Linked DNA regions of Homo sapiens: regions 2 and 3 are each linked to region 1. Evidence: chromatin contacts called from ENCODE Hi-C or POLR2A ChIA-PET data. All regions are on one chromosome and are shown on one strand. Each heading gives the region's core, a stretch centred on a gene start or an enhancer-like site at or near the end of the contact. The rest is flanking DNA. Distances are from core to core; before and after follow the strand shown.

Evidence for each region. A loop is a pair of places that touch in the nucleus more often than their neighbours do. ChIA-PET counts read pairs that join two places held with the same protein, here RNA polymerase II (POLR2A). Pooled maps may share reads with other maps.
Region 2: a loop to region 1 is called in a map of heart left ventricle, with 2.1 times the contacts of the local background. The contact joins two enhancer-like sites. A Hi-C loop is called at or near these places in 3 of 168 maps with a recorded cell type or tissue (endothelial cell of hepatic sinusoid, heart left ventricle and right cardiac atrium) and 3 of 50 pooled maps. POLR2A ChIA-PET finds 5 or more read pairs at or near these places in 2 of 52 experiments (AG04450 and activated T-cell).
Region 3: a loop to region 1 is called in a map of gastrocnemius medialis, with 2.6 times the contacts of the local background. The contact joins two enhancer-like sites. A Hi-C loop is called at or near these places in 8 of 168 maps with a recorded cell type or tissue (Right ventricle myocardium inferior, aorta, ascending aorta and 5 more) and 8 of 50 pooled maps. POLR2A ChIA-PET finds 5 or more read pairs at or near these places in 1 of 52 experiments (AG04450).

The regions. Positions count from the first base shown.
Region 1 is chr15:62,543,915-62,547,773 of GRCh38, forward strand. All of the region lies in intron 1 of TLN2 (talin 2), which reads left to right. Among named protein-coding and RNA genes, the nearest start is that of MGC15885, 99 kb to the right of the region's middle. Within about 2 kb of position 1,662, at least 17 of the 41 ENCODE cell types and tissues checked have a DNase peak (open chromatin) inside an H3K27ac peak, as active enhancers do; they include ascending aorta, gastrocnemius medialis, heart left ventricle and 1 more, where a contact is called at or near this core.
Region 2 is chr15:62,453,789-62,457,647 of GRCh38, forward strand. All of the region lies in intron 1 of TLN2 (talin 2), which reads left to right. Among named protein-coding and RNA genes, the nearest start is that of TLN2, 65 kb to the left of the region's middle. RefSeq lists an enhancer at 280-828. Within about 2 kb of position 1,828, at least 5 of the 41 ENCODE cell types and tissues checked have a DNase peak (open chromatin) inside an H3K27ac peak, as active enhancers do.
Region 3 is chr15:62,470,815-62,474,673 of GRCh38, forward strand. The region is part of intron 1 of TLN2 (talin 2); the gene reads left to right. Among named protein-coding and RNA genes, the nearest start is that of TLN2, 82 kb to the left of the region's middle. Within about 2 kb of position 2,242, at least 9 of the 41 ENCODE cell types and tissues checked have a DNase peak (open chromatin) inside an H3K27ac peak, as active enhancers do; they include ascending aorta, gastrocnemius medialis, heart left ventricle and 1 more, where a contact is called at or near this core.

The sequences.
Region 1 (3,859 bases), core at 412-2,911:
AATAGTAAGCTGAAAACCCAGGATAGGGCCTTGGGCTATTCAGGGGCTGGGGCTGGCGTGGAGGGTAGTAGGGCCCATGAGGTCCTTTCTGGCCTTGACAGACTCTGATGTCGTCAGAATTAATGAGGCCTCGGTCCTGATCTCTGAGAGAGCTGTAAGATAAGTTAGCTATCACGCTTTGTATAATAATCATTTGTGTTCTTAGAGTGGCGAATCTCCATTTGAGCCTGCTCTTCATGTTCATCCAAATTTCAGATTCCTTAAAAATGATATTTCTTGTTTCTCCAGACCTTTTAAAAAATATTGTGGAAGGTTCTTCCCTGTAATAGGTGAGTCCTGGTTGGTCCAAGCCCAGTTCAGTGCCTCTTCCCTAGTCTCCCCCAGCCTCCCAAACTCATAGCGCCTCTTCCTCTGGGTTCGCCAACACTCGTGGTCTCTGCCTCCTGTGGGGCATCTGCTTCCTTAGCCATCTTTCTGTGGGACTTTTCCAAAAGGTTATAAGTGGTGATTACTGGAAAAGGAGGTGTGGGTTGCTCATGGATTCCTAGAATGGCTTGTTTCCACAGACACCTGGAAGAAAAACCAACACTGTGTGTACAAGGAAGGATCATGCTTTCCTGAAAAAACAGACAGATTCCATAGTCTTTTAAAGGTTCTAAATTGAGGCGTGCTTTGGAATAGTTTTCATTTCCTGGAGACCGCTTCTGGCTTATCTGCCACTGCGCCATCCTACATTTTTTCCATCAACTCTGTCATCATCATCTACCCTTTTAAGAGAAAAATCTTTTAAAAGCAAGTGGGAGTAGAAAAGCTTTTTTTTTTTTTTCTTCCCCCCCTCTAATCACAGCCTGAAGTTTCCTTCCATTCCTAGAATGGCAGGTTCTAATGGAAGTAAGAGATGGTGTCAGGATTAGCTAACTTTATTCTTAGTTTTTTTTTCCTTATCAATGCTAGTGGCAACACATTGATTGTGTTAATAACCCCAGACTTGTGCTAAGTGGAGATTTGGGGATGACCTCACTTTTTTTTTTTTGAGACGGAGTCTCGCTCTGTCGCCCAAGCTGGAGTGCAGTGTTGCGATCTCGGCTCACTGCAAGCTCCACCTCCTGGGCTCACACCATTCTCCTGCCTCAGCCTCCCAAGTAGCTGAGACTACAGGCACCTGCCACCACACCCAGCTGATTTTTTTTTTTTTTTGTATTTTTAGTAGAGACGGGGTTTCACTGTGTTAGCCAGGATGGTCTCAATCTCCTGACCTCATGATCTGCCCACCTCGGCCTTCCGGAGTGCTGGGATTACAGGCGTGAGCCACCGCACCCGGCTGTTATGCTTTTTCTTTTATTGACTGATGTGTACAGAAAAATTGGGGGGTGAAGAACAGTACATTTCTTAACTCTTCCAAAAATTGCTTGTTGCAATAACAAGGCACTGAAACAACACAAAAAGTCCACATTTGTCTGTTGAAGAGGAAAGAGGGAAAGAGAAAAAGGATGGAGGAAAAGGTGGGTTATCAGGCTAGGCAACATTTCCAGTGAGGCAGCATCTTTTTAACCTTGCATTTGCATAGTGTCTCTTGAATCCAACTCTCTTTCTTTCTCTTTGTGTGTGTGTGTGTGTGTGTGTGTGTGTGTCACTGTGTCTCAATGTGTTCTTTCCTGGGTTTTGTGGCAGGGTTCCAGGGACAGCAGAGCTGCAAATCTCCTGCAAATTTGCATATCCTTTTTATGCTCAAGTGAATCAATAGTGAACAATTGTTCCCTGTTCTTGGACAGCAGCCTGAAATCCATATTGCTCTGTGTGCATTGGTGAAATTTGGTAATCTCAGAACTCAGAACTCGAGCCCATCCTGGCTGAGGTGTAGTGGCAGGGCCTTATTCTGATTGGGCACTCAATAAATATTTGTCAAATGGATATCCGGAATATCAAACCAAAGTTGGGGGTGTTTGTATCCCAGACTGGTGCTGTCAATTCTTTCACCATGCTTGGGAGAGAGTGCCAGAAGAGGACTTGGCAATGTCTCAGCATTCCAGGTCTTTGGACTGTATTTCCTTTCTGTGCTCTGCTGGTTCTATGAAGCAGTAGAGCCAGAAATTCAGGACATGAGGTGGGGCTGGAACATTCTGGAATCTTGGAAACTTGATGAAGTGGGAGCAGCTGTTTCTGATTCTTGGGGGAAGAGCAAGTCCTCTGCTTTGACACAGTGAGGCTGGCCTGCCTGGCACAGTGTGGAGAGGGAGGTCGGCACTGATTTCTGTCTTCACTACCTCTGACGGGGGCTCTTTCCTGACCTGTTGGTGACAGAAGGAGTTGCTGCAAACCACTTGGCTTTGATGAAATCGATTCTTGCTGGAGATTTTCCTTTAAGAAGCCTCCAGACAAGTGAGCTGGGGCACGGCTAATCTTCATCTGTGTTGGGTTCTTGGAGTGGATTGAAAAGTGCTGATAGAGATATTGTGATTGGTGTTTGGTTTGCTTTTTCTCTGATTGAACAGCAACTATTTGGATTCAGCCTTTTGCTTGTGCTGTGTTAATTTTGGTATTTCATTTCTTGCTCCATAGTTGTGAACTACTAAGATGTTCTGGAAAGGCAAACCAGAAAGCTGGGAAGTGTTCTGGACTGGCTTCTCAGGAGATAGTCTTCCTGGGGGCATGTTGTCTGAAGGTTTGTTTTTTCTATCCAGTTGCAAGGACAGCATAGAGAGCCCCTCTTAGCATAAAGCCAATGAGAGTGTGAGTAGTTCATGAGGCCATCTTGGCACCATGGCCAGTGTGGAGGAAAGGCAAAATCAGTTTGGTCAGTGGCCACACAGCGAAGGCGGAGTCCTTTAGAGCAAGGGGAGCTTTGAGATCTATCTCTAGCAGCCACATGGCTTACAATAAAGCTCAACCTTGAAAGCATTTACAGACTAGAGCAATGAGGAGAACAAATCTCCTGGTAGTAATGTGAGATGCAGAGGCCATGAGGAGGCATGCTGCATTTCTGTTGCCAAGCCCTTGGTCCGTAATACTGCAGTTTGTTTACAAGCCCCTGCTGATAGTCTGTGGACCTCTTGAGAACCTATTTAGGAACCAGGAAAAGACCAGCGTTAATCAGGGAGGAAAGGGGATAAAGAAGCAGTATTGAAACACTGAATCTGGCCGTTTACCAAAGAAACTGCTATTCCTTATGAAGGGAGGATTAACTGTTAATAAGCTCCCAATTATTATAGGTAAATATGTATTTGTAAAGATACCTGCTTTATTCTGTAGATCACTCATAGTGATTTTTAAAATTTTTCAGCCCTTTCATTTCTCTACTTTGTTGAAAAACATGTTCAGATACTGTTAATGTTGACCCCAACTGGGATGTCAAAATCCTTGTGCAGATAAGGGACATGTCATGCCACACATACAAAAGGATTAGACTGTCTAGGATAGTATCAATCTTGTGGCTACGTTGACATCTTTGTGGCTCGTATGTGAACACACACACACATTTTGTCATATTCAGTGGACATAGTACTGGGTCCTGCATGACCCCTCAACTTACTCATGAGCTCCTGATCATCTCTGTGATGGGGGTAAATCCCAACCTCTGTTTATTCATGTTCCTCATTTAAATCTCACAGATGTACTCCCAGAGTGCTCCGAAGGTATCTGGAGCTACAGGTATGAAAGGGGATATAAAAGACTTTGAAGGTGGCTGGAACCTATTGTTCGGTGGATGCCTTGGGCTGTGTTTTTTCATGTTTTCCATTCTGGTGTTGCCCCCAGGATGATATTTGAAAGGTGTGGATGTTTACTTTTTAGAACACAGGAGTTAGTCTTGCATCTTCCTTGGAAGGACTTCAGCAATCTGCAAATGGAAAGTAGCCTGATA
Region 2 (3,859 bases), core at 578-3,077, 90 kb before region 1:
CTGTTTTTCACTTACCTTCTCCCCTTTGGGTCTAGGTTCCTGTGGCTGGTTTGCTTTCTCCTCAGTGTTTTGGAGGACATAAAATGATAGTTCTCAGGGTTTGCAAACAGTGTGAGCCCTTCCTGCAGCTGCCGGTGGGTAGGTGGATAAAATCAGTTTTGCTGCTATTGTCCACGGGCCAGGCCCACCCCCAGGTGCCAGTGGCTGACCCCTGGCCACCTGTGCGGGAGTGTGAGTGGCTGCCTGCTGCAAGGGCCCCTGTGGCTCAGAGGAGACGGGCACACGCTATGCTCCCTTCAGAGCAGTGGTAGACATGCTTTATTTTGGGGTTTTGAAGCCCTAGCATTTAGTGGCTCATTTTGGCCTTTTTCTTCCCCTAAGGGATTCTGTGATGTTTAATGACTCAACTCTGATTGTACTCCGGATGTTTCTTTTCCACTGATGTCAGTTTATAGAGCAGTCCTCCAGCAAATGTTTGTGTGGGCAGGAGGCAGAAAGGGAAGGAAGAGGTGAGGGGGCACTTCGGGACCCCAAGAATAGGCTTCAACTGCTGCCCCACACACCAGGGAGGCCAGGCCCTGACATTTTAATGCCCAGTGCTTTTGCTTCCAGACCCATTGGAGGGGTCTGGTTGGGGCTTGGATGAATGGGACCTGAGAGCCGTCTCCTGCAGGGCTGCTGGTTCTCTGTGAGAACTTTGGGATGCCAGGTGGGGCACCGTCATGGGGTATGGGATTATTTGTAGGTCTGGTCATTAGGGGTGGGATGTCTGGCAGATGCCTTAGAGCAAGTGTATCAAGAAGTGGGGTACAGCACAGGACCCTGTGCCCCATCCTTCCGTGAGTCCCCTTCTGGCTTGTCTCCATAGGACTTCAGCTTAACACAGGGAGTGAGGGAGAGGGCAAGAGCATGGGCAAGAGGGAGGGTTTAGTTTTGAGCAGATAGATCCAGCTCCTAGTTTGCCTTAGACCCTGGAACACTGGCTTCTTTCATTCGGCCCTTTAGAGGAGTGGCCCAGAGTAGCCTAGCAGGGACTGAACTCTTTCGGATGGCTTCCAGAGCATTGTTCCCAAGACCCTCCCTTCTGCTGACCCTGTGACATCGGGGCAGGTGGGGAGAGAAGAGGTAGACACTATCATTCCCCCAGTCCCAGGTCCCTCCACACAGCTTATTCCTCACTTTTCCTCCCCCCGGGGGGCTGACAGAATCAAACTTGTGAAATACTGAACACTGGGGTTTTGTGGTGGGCAGTTATGTCTGTTACTAAGCACAAGGAATTTGAGCAAAGGAGGGAGAAAAATAAATAACTATTTTTAAAGGGAACCATTGTATTCAATGGACTCCTCCTTTTTGAGGGTCTGTCGTGGGCAAAAGATTGTGGTGCCTCCTGAGAGTGATACAGAGGCAGTGAGTCCCCGACTCTTCCTGCAGGAGTGTGTAGGTCAGCAATATTGCAGTTTCCAGGTGAGGAGAGAGGTGCTCGATGGAGGGGACGTGATGGGGAACTCAGGAAGGGGTTCCTGGAGGTGCACTTCAGCCGCGCCTTCAGCAATCTGCAGAATGTCAAAAAGCCAGTGGGAGAGGGTGTTCGGGATGGGAGAGACTGAATAAACCAAGACAAAAAGATGGTACAGCGCAGTAGGAGTCAGATAGCACAGGGGTTGGTTAAAGACTGGGGCACCGCAATGTATGGGGAGCAATGTTTTTGTTTGTTTTTTTAACCACTGGCCTAGTGTCGGTTGTGAGCTGTCTGTTGACTTTTAGAAAGAGTAACCTACACCTCGTTCCTACTCATCGACTTCTGCGGTTACCACTATGCCAGAGTGCCATTCTGGAAGGCCTCCAGCAACCCTTTGGTGGCCAAATCTCACAGTTTGTTCCCAGGTGCCCTGCTCGGGGCTGCCTGTCACGGGTCACTGCTTATCATCCTCTAACACCCTCTCTCCCTTTTGCCTCTGGGACTCCATATGCCTTGATGGGCCCTTTTCCAGTCCCCTTCTGCTATCTCTCTTGACTCTGACACACATCTCCATTCCCCAGCGTCCTGTCCTCCGAGCCAGTACCCCTTCTCTACCGCCGCCACCTGTTCCCTGTGCCTGAGCTTTACATCTTGGCCAGGTGCAGGGCGTCTGGCTGACACTTTGCTTTTGCAGACCAGTGCAGCCAGCCCTGCTCCTGGGGGTTACGAGTCTGCAGTTGCGAACCCCAGAAACCCAAAGAACTGAAATTCAGTCCACAGACATCTATTAACCTGCTGGGTGACAGAGTAAGACTCTTAAAAAAAAAAAAAAAAGAACCTTACTGGATCAAGCCCCCAAGGGGACAAGTGACAAGTAACAGCCCTGATCGTCCGGGGAGTACCTGCTGCTTCTCCAGCCTTCCTTTTCCAAGGGCCTCTTCACTGGAAAGCTCTGAGTCAGATCTAAATATCCAAGAAGGCCAGACTTCTTTTTGTCCTTTTCTGTAATCTGAAGCTTCTCATCTCTCTCAGCCTCCTACTTCCTAGCAATTTGACAAAAGGTGAAAAGCGTTTCATCGGCTCTTCAGAGCTGCAGCAGTAGCAGCTGCAGCCTCAGCCGCACGGAAGGTGGAGGTGCTCTTGAGTGAGTCCTCCCCACCGTTTAAAATGCAGGGCTGGACCTGAGGGATTTATGTGTTCCCTGGGTGTGCGTCTTGTGCAGGCGACTTTGAATTTGACACCTCTGTCACATAGCCAGTGCCTGAAAACCCTGAAATGATTCTTGGTATTCAGAATTCACATTGGGTAGACTTAGGTAGTATTTATAGCATTCCCAAGACAAGTTATTGCCAAAGGAGGTAGTGACACTTATCAGGGCCTGTGTAGGAGACACAGAGCTGAGTAGACTCTTTCTCTGGCTAATTTTAGATTCCCAGTGTTGAGGTTGGGAATGAGGGCTTGTCACATAGTTAGTATGTTTTCAGAGGCTCTGATCTCCCTGAGACTACAAGTACAAAGGCTGTGTGGCCATTTCTGTTTCCTGGGGTTTACTCTTCCATCCGTTGTCTCACTGCACAGGTTCTCCCTGGCTCTGTCTCATTCTGCTTGCCCCATGGCAGAAAAGGGGGGCGGTTCAGGGCTCCTTGACATTCTGGCATTAGGCCACCAAGCTGTGGGATGGGGGAATTCAGGGTGGGGGAGAATTTGACAGTAGGGCATCGTGCCTCACAAGCTACTTTTTACAACCTGTGAATGCTTGACACACTGTTTAGTTTGCCTGTGGCCCTGTCTACCCTTGGTCAAGGGGAATCTCCCTGGGGAAGGTATTAGCTCAGGTTGCTATTGGAAAATGCTGTGGACTGGATGGCTTAAACAATAGAAATTTTTTCACGGTTCTGGAGGCTGGAAGTCTGAGATCAGGGTGCTAGCATGATTGGGTTCTGGTGTGGGCCTTCTTCCTGGTTTACAGGCAGCTGCCTTCTGGCTGCATCTTCACATGACAGAGCGAGAGAGGGAGAGCGTGCGAGCGTGCATGCACAGGCAGGCTCTCTGGCATCTCCTCTTAACAGGGCACTAACCTCATCATGAAGGCTCCACTGTCGTGACCTCATCTAAACCTAATTATCTCCCTAAGGCACCAGCACCATCCCCCTTGGGTTTAGGGCTTCAGCATAAGAGTTTGGAGGGACATGATTGAGTTCATAGCAGGGGTTCTTGGAGGTTTTTGAGCTGCAGATTCTTTAAAGCAGAGGCTGGTGACTGCAGAGGAATTGGGCCCCGTCTTCCTTGGGGGTCAGACCTCCAGTGGCAGAAGTGCCTTTTCCAGTGACCCAGGGAGAGTTCTTACTGGGAGAGAGGGACAGCGTTCTGGTGGCGAGGCAGGGAGCTGGCTGGTTTGTG
Region 3 (3,859 bases), core at 992-3,491, 73 kb before region 1:
CAGTATCCTTGGAGAGAGAACATATCAAGACAAAAAGGCTATCGAGGCAATTCATATTTCATTAGTCATAGTAGGCCTTATGTACATTTTAAACGTAGCAAAATATAATTCTGGGACATTGCTAATTTGTTCTATAGACAATACTTGACATATATATGAAGAAGCTCTTGAATATCTGACACAACATGATAAAACTCCTCTGTTTTGCTCCAAACTGGGGTTAGGGTGGGGGTAAAAACAAACACAAGGCTGGGCATGTGTGGCTTACACCTGTAATCCCAGCACTTTGGGAGGCTGAAGCAGGAGGATGGCTTGAGCCCAGAAGTTCCAGAAGAGCCTGAGCAACATGGTGAAACTCTGCCTCTACAAAAAATTAGCTGGGCATGATGGCGTGTGCCTGTAGTCCCAGCTACTCGGGGGACTGAGAGGTGGGAGGATCACTTGAGCCCAGGAGGTCGAGGTCGAGGCTGCAGTGAGCCGAGATCATGCTGCTGCACTCCAGCCTGGGCAACAGAACGTGATCCTTCCTCAAAACAAAACACAAAATTGTTGCCATACTTAGGGGCAGTGCTGTTTGTAAGAAGCTTTAGGTCATATATGAAGATAAGAGTATGTTTTTGAAATAAGCTATAACCTGCGTCACCTCCTGAGTTTGGGTGTGCTCCAGTGTGCTACCCCAGCCGCACCCTGTATGTGCCTTTCCTGCATCTTTGCATGGCCCTTACAGGGAAGTCCCCTCCACTGGCCCCTTCATACTGCTCTAGGATTTTCTGTTCCCTTGTCTCTGTCAAACAAGAGTTCCCTGAGGGCAAGAACTACCCTTTTCTGCTGACACCCCAGCCCCTTATCTGGGGCCTGGCACCCAAGAGTCATGCTATGGAGGATCTGGAGGTAACTGAGATGAAAGATAAGAGTTGGTTTGGGGAAGGGTGAGGTTGGCCCTTTCACATTCGGGTTTGAAAACTCAGGACTGTAATAAAGACACAAGACAAATTCAGTAGTCTTCCCAAAGGCTGCAGGCAGGTGCACAGCCCAGCCTCCCTCATCAGTCAGTCAGATGGCAGCAGGAGGATGGGGGGCAGAGGCAGAGGGATTCCTTCTTTCTTGCGCCTTTCTGCCCAGCTCGCAGTGGTGCATTTCCTGCCTCCTTTCTTCCTTCTCCCCTGCGCTTGACATTCTCCACTGCATTCAGAATAAAGTTCCAATATCTTACCTTGGGATAGGAGGCCCGTCAGACTTAGATGCTCACCTGATTTCCCCTGATTCAGCTCCTGTTCCCACCTTTCCCATGCACCCACCCCCATGAGTCAGTCCCAAGGACTGATGTCTGGGAATCTCCTCACCCCACCACCTCCTGCATTGTATTCACCCACTTTGGGGTCTGTGTGCAAGTCATTTTTTCCAGGACCCCTCCCCACACCACCTATCTGATAGATCTCTTTCTTCCCCCAAACCCAGATCACATGCTCCCAGCCTTCGAGATGACTCCTTATATCTTCCTCATCTTTGTCCCATGGGGAGAACCCTCATGCCAGAGGGCTCCTTCTGTGTGCCTTTCACCCACGCTAGTGTGAGTTCCTGATAGGCAGGGATGCGGCTCCCTTCGCCTCTGGACCCTAGACAGCATCTGGCACGAAGCTTAGCAAACAGTGAGGACTCAAGTAGGCACTTCTCCCGTGCTTCAGCCCTGCACTGAGTATGGGGTGTGGGCCATCCAAAACTGGGTTCAAATGTTGCTTGATGTCATGGTGTCAATTTTTGGCTATTGTAACTAAAACATAAAAATGACAGCTTTGTTTACTAGTGAGATTTACCAAAAAAAAGTTTTTTTGGATGACATACTCTTGTTCAAATGATTAGGAAAGGAGTGTGCCTTCCTTATTTGGTCAAAATAGTAGTGGTGAGTGTGGGAAGGGTTAGGAATTGAGACACACTGATCATGCCCCTATAGCCTTTACCTATTTCTCCGACCGACGGATGACTTGAGCATTCGTTGAATGAGCAGAATTCCCCTGAGGAAGGTAAACTGACTGTGAGTGAGGTGCTTGGAGGAGGAGAGGCAAGGAAGCCAGGCCTCTGTGTGCAGCTGAGGAAGGGGGTGGCCCAGGGTTCCTCCTAAGTCTGTGGCCATGTCTGGTTCTTTGCTCCTTTCTTAGCTGTCAAAGGTGCCTTAATGAGACTGTTCCTGGTCACAGAATGTGCCACAGGAAATAGGCCTGCAGGGTGTGTAAGAGGAAAGACCAGTGGGTTTGCAGAAACCTGACACTGGCTTTTCCCAGACTGGGAGGCAGCCTCAGAGGTCAGCGTGGCATTAGCCCAGAGCACAGGACTGTCCCAGGGCGTAGACTTTTAAAAATGAAAGTGTATTTATAGATGGTGGCCCTGGGGACAGAACTTTCAACTGTTCCTTGTCAGGCCCCACCCCTTCACAGCACTGGGCTCACTTCAGTTTTATTGGTGTGTCTTAAAATGGGATTGGGAATAACACTGAGAATAATGCTTGGAGGTCCCTGTCACTAACACAAAACTGTCTTTTTTTTTTTTTAAGTGCTCGATTTCCATATACATACAGAAGAGTATGCAAAATGTAGGTGTAATTTAAAGAGTAACATGAACATCTGCGGAGCCAACAACCAGGTTACAAATACCTTAGAAGTCCTTCCCATCTCAACTTTTAACTGATCTTTGCTTTTCGTAGTTGCACTACCTATGTATGTGTTCCTAAACAATGTATGCTTTTGCTTATTATTCTTATTTTGAAAAATTGAGTACGGAGCACAAACCTGTGTTTGTAAGGGAAGGTTCCTACTGAAAACTATTAAGTGAAGAATCCTAGCAGAAGCAGAGGGCTTCAATAGTTGTGTGAGCTCAAAGGTCATACTTCTCTTTCATCAGTGCTACAAGAAGCCGGTTTCCTCACTGGATCCTGCTCTTCCTGTGCATCCCTTTGTAATTAGGGTTGCCATTCACAACTGCATTTACAAAGGAGTTGTACAGGGCCGGGCATGGTGGCTCACGCCTGTAATCCCAGCACTTTGGGAGGCCGAGGCAGGTGGATCACCTGAGGTCAGGAGTTCGAGACCAGCCTGGCCAAAGTGGTGAAAGCCTGTTTTTACTAAAAATACAAAAATTAGCCAGGTGTGGTGGCATGCATCTGTAACCCCAGCTACTTGGGAGGCTGAGGCAGAAAAATCGCTTGAACCCCGGAGGCGGAAGTTGCAGTGAGCCCAGACATGTGCCTTTGAGCTCCAACCTGGGTAACGAGCGAAAGTCTGTACTAAAAACAAAACAAAACAGAACAAACAAAGGAATTGTACAGCATTCAGAGAGACTTATAAAAGAGGATTCCTTTTAACATGTTAATTTAGCAGGGGTCCTAAACCTGAGGTTCAGAAAAGAAATTTCAGAGGGCTCATGAATCCTTGAAACTGAAGGCATAATTGTCTCTATGTTCTCCTTTTTGAGTGAAAGCATCTATCATTCTCAGAGGAATTTGTCATCCCTTCTCCACCCCTTTTTCACTCAGTAAGAATAAGGGATAATATGGGCCAGTCTTGGTGGCACATGCCTATAATCCCAGTGCTTTGGGAGGCTGAGGTGAGAGGATTGCTTGAGCCTGGGGGTTTGAGACCAACATAGTCAGACCCTGTCTCTACAAAAAATAAAATAATAAAATAATTAGCCAGGTGTGGCAGTGCATGCCTGTAGTCCTAGCTACTCGGGAGGCTGAGATGGGAGGATCACTTGAGCCAGGAGTTTGAGGCCGCAGTGAGCTATGATTGCACCATTGTCCTCCAGCCAGGACGGGAGAGTGAGACCCTGTCTCAAAAAAGAATAAGGAATAATGTGGAGGTTATGG